Linked DNA regions of Homo sapiens: region 2 is linked to region 1. The links are chromatin contacts, found by Hi-C in ENCODE. All regions are on one chromosome and are shown on one strand. The core of a region is the stretch at or near the end of the contact, and the rest is flanking DNA. Distances in the headings are between cores, read along the strand shown.

Region 1 (3,550 bases), core at 691-3,190:
GCAGGAGAATGGCGTGAACCCGGGAGGCGGAGCTTGCAGTGAGCCGAGATCGCGCCACTGCACTCCAGCCTGGGCGACAGAGCGAGACTCCGTCTCAAAAAAAAAAAAAAAAAAAAAGTATAGTAATTAGGGAATAGCTATTGCACGAACTGTGTGTAATCTACAGCCAAAATATTAGTAAAATTTGAATCCAAAATTTTACTTTATGAAATGCCCCCTTGTTGAAGATTTTATTGCCATTCATTTTTTTTAAAATATCTCCAATCATCCAAACTGAAGAAAATGAGCTTTCATTTCAGTCTGGGTAAGTGAAGAAGTGAAGCAATAGCCATCTCCCACCTCTGCTCCTGGGCCTGTGTGCTGGTAGCACCCTCCAATCCCATTCTGCTGGAGGAGAGGTTAAGAAACAGCCCAGAACCAACCCAAATGTCCATCAATGATAGACTGGATTAAGAAAATGTGGCACATATACACCATGGAATTCTATGTAGCCATAAAAAAGGATGAGTTCATGTCCTTTGTAGGGACATGGATGAAGCTGGAAACCATCATTATTAGAAAACTATCGCAAGGACAAAAAACCAAACACTGCATGTTCTCACTCATAGGTGGGAATTGAACAATGAGAACACTTGGACACAGGAAGGGGAACATCACACACTGGGGCCTGTCATGGGGTGGGGGAAGTGGGGAGGGATAGCATTAGGAAATATATCTAATGTAAACGACGAGTTAATGGGTGCAGCACACCAACATGGCACATGTATACATATGTAACAAACCTGCATGTTCTGCACATGTACCCTAGAACTCAATGTATAATTAAAAAAAAAAAAAAAGAAAAAGAAACAGCCCAAGGTCAGCTTTCAGAGCATTTTAGTTAGCTGTGAAAACTAGCATCTTTCCTTGCCTGGGAGACCAGTGATAGAAGCGACCTCCTGGAACTCTTAAATCTCTGTCAGGATATTTGCCTGCCTGAACTTGATAGGAGGGAATAAAAATTGTGCTTCCTTTCAGGCTAATTGACATGTTCACTGGGTCCCCATGTATGCTTTTCTGTAATCCACCTCCAAGCACAGAGATTGAATCTGAAACCTGGAAATCAACTTGGATATTCGTAACGAAGTTGACATAAGCAATGTCAGATAGGCAGAAGTAAGCACTACTAAGCACCGAAATCAAATCACTGTTCAATCACCTGCAATAGTTGGTCAGGAAGCATTTATTTACTATTTTTACAGACCATTACATTTCCAAATGCTTCCACAGAATTCATTCCAATTAGAGCAAATTATTCACTTGGTAGATGTTAGCTTTGATCCTGAATAACCTTTACATTATGTTCATTTTTTTCCTTTGCCAACGATTAGCCTACTCTATAAATCTAGGTGTTACTGGAAAGGGGTCCTGATCCAGACCCCAAGAAGAGGGTTCTTGGGTCTTGCACAATAAAGAATTCAGAGTAGGTCCACAGAGTAAGGTGAAAGCAAGTTTATTAAGAAAGTGAAGGAATAAAAGAATGGCTACTCCATAGACAGAACAGCGGCATGGGCTGCTGCTCTGTATACTTGTTGTTATTTCTTGATTATATATTAAACAAGGGGTGGATTATTCATGAGTTTTCTAAGAAAGGGGTGGGGAGCTCCCCCAACTGAGGGTTCCTCCCATGTTTCTAGATCATCTAGGGTAACATCCAGACATTGCCATGGTATTTGTAAACTGTCATGGGCTGGTGGGAGAGTCTTTTAGCCTGTTGATGCATTATAATTAGCATAGAATGAGCAGTGAGGATTACCACAGGTCACTTTCATTGCTCTCTTGGTTTTGGCCAGCTTCTTTGCTGCATTCTCTTTTATCAGTAGGGTCTTTGTGACCTGTATCTTGCTTTCTCATCCTGTGACTAAGAATGCCTCACCCCCTGGGAATGCAGCCCAGCAGGTCTCAGCCTCATTTTATCCAGCCCCTGTTCAACCTTGAGCCAGTCCAGTTCCAATGCCTCTGACACAGGTAGAAAGAAGAAACACCGAAACAAATTTGTACAAGTGCAGCATTTGTGTAGCATTTCTTTTGATGTGTGTTTTGTGCAGATGAAACAAACATTAAAATTTTCAGAGATTTCTTTTATAACAGTAAATGTGTCCTATTTGTTTCCAGCTCTTTGACATTGGACAAATTTTTATTGTTGCTTGATCATCAGGGTGAGTAATCTGCTTTTCTGATTGGAGCTTGGATTTAATCACACTTCAAAAAATTATTTCATCTCAATGAATAATAGGAAGAACTTCTGCAATATTTCATAAAGCTGGCATTAGTGTGATGACTTTAGCCTAATTACAAAGCTGTGTAATAAAATTTTACAATTCAAGGTGAGACTATCATGATAAAGGCTAATCATAATGAATGCTTGTGGGTGCTACTTGCTTTCTTCCTCTAAGTAATACACACCACTAAATTCAATGGAATTCAGGCAGAATCACTGGTTCCCACCCTTCTTGTTCATCATTCATTTTCTGTATTTTTCTTCATCTGTGGTTTGCTGTAGTTTTTTCAGCTAGTTCTGACCTTGGAGTGTTTTTTTTTTCTTTCTGGATAACAGTGTGGACAAGCATCTGCTTCTGCAGTTGCTAATGCCAAGGTTATTTGCCAAGAACAGAACACAGGTTTCTCAACATTTTGCAAGTAAATGACTCTTAAACAAATTCATGAGAATGAGAATATTTTGCAGTTAAAAAATAATAAAAAATATGTTCACCATTTGTGGAGATGAAAGATGTTCATAAATTATACATTTGCTTCTCGAACGGGCACAAAATCTCTACCTGTCTCACATCTCACTTTCCTTAACTCAGGTGTCTGCGTTTGATCTCGTGAAAGTTTCAGAATGGGCCTGGCGCGGTGGCTCATGCCTGCAATCCCAGCACTTTGGGAGGCCAAGGTGGGCGGATCACCTGAGGTCAGGAGTTGGAGACCAGCCTGACCAACATGGAGAAACCCCGTCTCTACTAAAAATACAAAATTAGCCGGGCGTGGTGACGCATGCCTGTAATCCCAGCTACTCGGGAGGCTGAGGCAGGATAATTGCTTGAACCCGGGAGGCGGAGGTTGCGGTGAGCCGAGGTCGTGCCATTGCACTCCAGTCCAGCCTGGACAACAAGAGTGAAACTCCGTCTCAAAAAAAAAAGTTTCAGAATGATGGCCAAAACAACATTTCTCATTTAGCATAGTAACACAGATCTTCGTGGGAGGTAAGCAGCAGCTTATTTTTTCATAGTTCTTAATTTTAATGCATCTTTTAAGTACATCGGCCTTCAGGGTTATCCGTATTTTGTACTGATGTGGGTACTATTGGGTGTGACATGTTTCAGGAAGATAGGTAAGGACTTGGCCCATATTTTCAGAAGAAAAAAAGTCAACATTATGGGCAGCCAATGCTTAAATCTCCACTTCCCATTTTTAAGAAGTGTCTATGGCCACCCCTCTTTCCCATACAGATTCTGAAAGATTGAAGGAGGTTGGCACAGGGGATAAGAAGTCCCAGCAGGCTATTTCT
Region 2 (3,541 bases), core at 212-2,711, 120 kb before region 1:
TGTTATTTTATTTCACAATGACAAATATTTAAAGGTCCATGTATTGTTCCTTATGTGTTCTTGCAGAGAATATTAAATATACAACAACCTACAAAATATGTTATTTACCATTATTAAAGATAGTTTAACTGAAAACAAGGATCACTTCAAAACTGGTCAATAAACTTTAGTAAAGAAAATGTGTATTTGAAATTGTGTGGACTTTCTTAAAACAAAAACACATTGCTATTAAGAAAACATCCTCTATAGGGATGTGGTTGAGGAAGACACACTGAGGCACATTTCAACATTGACACATTAACACTATTCAATAAAAATAATTATTATTCTACTGTTAGGCTCAAAGAGAGGTTCAGCCCTGCAGTGACTTACATGGGTTATGGCTCAAGGGTCAGCTGAGGCAGGTGCTTGCTGCTAAGATAACAGAGGTGCCAAGATAACAGAGGTGCAACAGGTCAGAGATGCAGGAAGTGTCTTGAAAAGCTAACCTATGACTAAAAAGACACATGACTGGGTGATAGCTAACACATCATTTTCTCCCCATTTTAATTCACAACAAGCAAAGCAAAACAAAACCTTTATGTGTACATTGATAGAAGAGAATGTCTAACCTTCAAGAGTGGCAAATTATTTTATTGAGAAGGCTCCACAAAGGCCCTACACCTCTGAAACGGAGAGACTAATTTGACGTGCTAATTAGAGTGCATGAGGTGCATTTCGACTACTGAATAAACATCAATCAGTTATTACCTATAGATAAATGAAGTTTATTGCATGCAGCTCTTGTACATTTCAGAGCATGTGATCTTATTTCATTGTGAATTGGCAATAACTTACTGTCTTTAAAAAGGCTCTACCGCTCTCTAAAATAATGAAATTTTTGTGGAAAAGAAAAGCAGTATCACTCCATCCAGCACATTTTTCCCAATTCTTCCTGCACAAAACCTAAAAAGTCTCAAACATTATTTTAATGTTTTCTTTTCAGCGTTCGCTGATATTTTGTCAAACTATATTAATTCATTTTTATTTTATTACTTTTGTTTCATTTATTAGTAAATACTTCTCCTTTACATTTTTCCTAGTAATTTAAACTTCTACGCAGACTTTGAAAAAATTCGTATTTGGTATGTTCTGATCAATACTGCTTGCTCCACTCCAACTAAAATTTCATTTTTAGTTTCATGTTGATTTTCCCAAATCTCCAGGCAAGTACCGCCTGTCTTTGGGCTAAAATTAACAGTGCTTGAATGTATTTATTCCGAGCCTTGATTTTTCTTTTTAACCATGAGCACGTTTCTGAAAAATCATGAGACGCTCCCCTGCAAAGCGACTTGGCTTTCCTTTGAGTGGCTGTACTCACTGCGTTCCGGGCTGGCGGCTGAAGCTCCTTCCTACTCAGCGCCGGCGCGATCCGCCCACTACGTGCCAGTGTGGAGCCGGAGCCTGACTCATTCCCTCTACGTGCTGGGGGCGGCCTGGCCAGCCTTTACTTTCTGCGGGGACAATTTCCCATACACCGGCCGGGAGGAGAGGGGAGGGCTCTAGCACCCGTGACCCAGACTCCCGTTCCCAGGGTGCTCGCGAAGAGCGCCAATCCAGCCTTGACTTCCTGCTGGGACGTTTACCTCCACTTAAGGAGGGTGGAGAAAGGAGGGCTTTAGCACCGGTGACCTAGAGGCCTTCATAGGACAGCAGGTTGGGGAACGCCTTCCTTCAGTTGCTGTGCTGGACTGAATTGTCAGGTGGCTCAAAAGGAGTCGTCAAGCCCTGGGTCGGTCAACCAGGAAACTAGAAGAGTTTTGTGTATTTCAAGAGGTGATTATTCAGGAAACTCTCAGCATGTCACCCTCTCTAAGTGTCACAGAGGGAGGTATTATTTGTGCAGTTTATGGATAAAACAAAAGTCTGAGGAATTTCACACCATTGTAAAAGATTATCTCAAGTGAATTTTTCCACTTGGTATTAAGAAATTCATCTGCACCACTGACGTCATTAACATTTCTTGTGACATTACAAGATTTCACTTGTAATCACTAATTCTTTGTAGATGCACCTAAGCCATTTATCTGTACAGGCCATTTATCTGTATTTTTTTTTTTTAAGACGGAGTCTCGCTCTCGTCCAAGCTGGAGTGCAGTGGTGCAATCTCGGCTCCCTGCAACCTCCGCCTCCTGGGTTCAAGCGATTCTCCTGCCTCAGCCTCCTGAGTAGCTGGGACTACAGGCACCCACCACCACACCTGGCTAATTTTTTTGTATTTTTAGTAGAGACGGGGTTTCACCGTGTTAGCCAGGATGGTCTCGATCTCCTGACCTCAGGTGATCCGCCCGCCTCGCCCTCCCAAAGTGAGGGAGTCCTCTCAAAAAAAAAACAAAACAAAAAAAACATCTCTTCATGTGGGTTCGCATACACCAAAGGATGCAAACTTTAAGTTGGAAAGGGGAAGTGTAGGTTCTGTGCTAGTCTGAGTTCAAAGAAGCCTTCTCTGAGGAAGTGCTATTTAACCCGAGACCATCCAGTGGTTGGTAATGGGTGTAGCATTCACAGGAAGGAGAAAACACAAGGACTGTTAAAATATGACATTTCCTAGAAGGAAGTTCTGCCTTAAACATTAATCACATCCATAGACTATCATGTCAGATGAGCAGATGGGAAGGCAAAATAACATTTCATTTAAAGAATTAAAGCAGCAAAGCTTTTTCACTTAAGGAAGAGGATTAATTTAGCAGTTCAGAAAGATTTTGAAGAAATCAGTTCCCCTTTCCACACATGCACACCTAAGACACACACACATACACAAACTTGCTTCCAAAAATATAGGGCCTAAATCCAACCTAGAATTGTTTCACTTCATGGTCACAAGATCATGTGGTTTATTCTTGCTTCACTCACATGGAGAAACTGAAGCTTGTGTCAGCATTTGCTGAGAATTTCTAAAGTCTAAAAGTGAGTTGGGGGCTGAATTAGGCCTGAGAAGATTCATTAGGGATATGCTAGGCCATTGCCTTTTACATTATGCCACAGAGCAAATCCAAACATGCATGACTCTATTCTTAAACTAAAATTTTTCTTTCAAATTGTTTCGTATACATGAATGCCTAAACAGAATGGTCTGTATTGGGAGAGTCCTGGCAGACACTAGAAGATCCAGGTTCTGACTTTAGCTTCGTCTGTTAGCAATATTTCTCATGGAAACTCATTTAATCTCTTTAAACCTTAGTTTTCTTATATGTAAAATGATAATAATAAGACCTGTGCACCTCCCCCTTTTATGTGGTCAAAAGAGATATATATATATATATATATATATATATATATATATATATATATATATATATAACATTATTACTAGGACTTCTGGTTTCTGCTCTGACATTTGAAAGGTGTGAAAGTCTCCACTTCCATCATCACAACAAGAAAAAAATGAGCAAATCAAAAATCAACTACTCTTTTTAGATCTGCAGAGAATTGATGTCATAGGACATGCCACCTCTTTGCAAACTGAAGAAATAGGTGAATACGGAGAATTACAGCTTATCAG

What was found. A loop is a pair of places that touch in the nucleus more often than their neighbours do. Pooled maps may share reads with other maps.
Region 2: a loop to region 1 is called in a map of PC-9, with 12 times the contacts of the local background. The contact joins the promoter of TMEM144 here to the enhancer-like site in region 1. A Hi-C loop is called at or near these places in 1 of 168 maps with a recorded cell type or tissue (PC-9) and 2 of 50 pooled maps.

Annotation. Positions count from the first base shown.
Region 1 is chr4:158,093,226-158,096,775 of GRCh38, reverse strand. No RefSeq gene overlaps it. Among named protein-coding and RNA genes, the nearest start is that of GASK1B-AS1, 76 kb to the left of the region's middle. RefSeq lists an enhancer at 1,451-2,650. Within about 2 kb of position 1,940, at least 8 of the 41 ENCODE cell types and tissues checked have a DNase peak (open chromatin) inside an H3K27ac peak, as active enhancers do; they include PC-9, where a contact is called at or near this core.
Region 2 is chr4:158,208,406-158,211,946 of GRCh38, reverse strand. TMEM144 (transmembrane protein 144) reads right to left here and starts at 1,461. Exons shown (of 13, transcript NM_018342.5): 1 at 1,361-1,461; 2 at 373-494. RefSeq lists enhancers at 1,529-1,618, 1,519-2,073.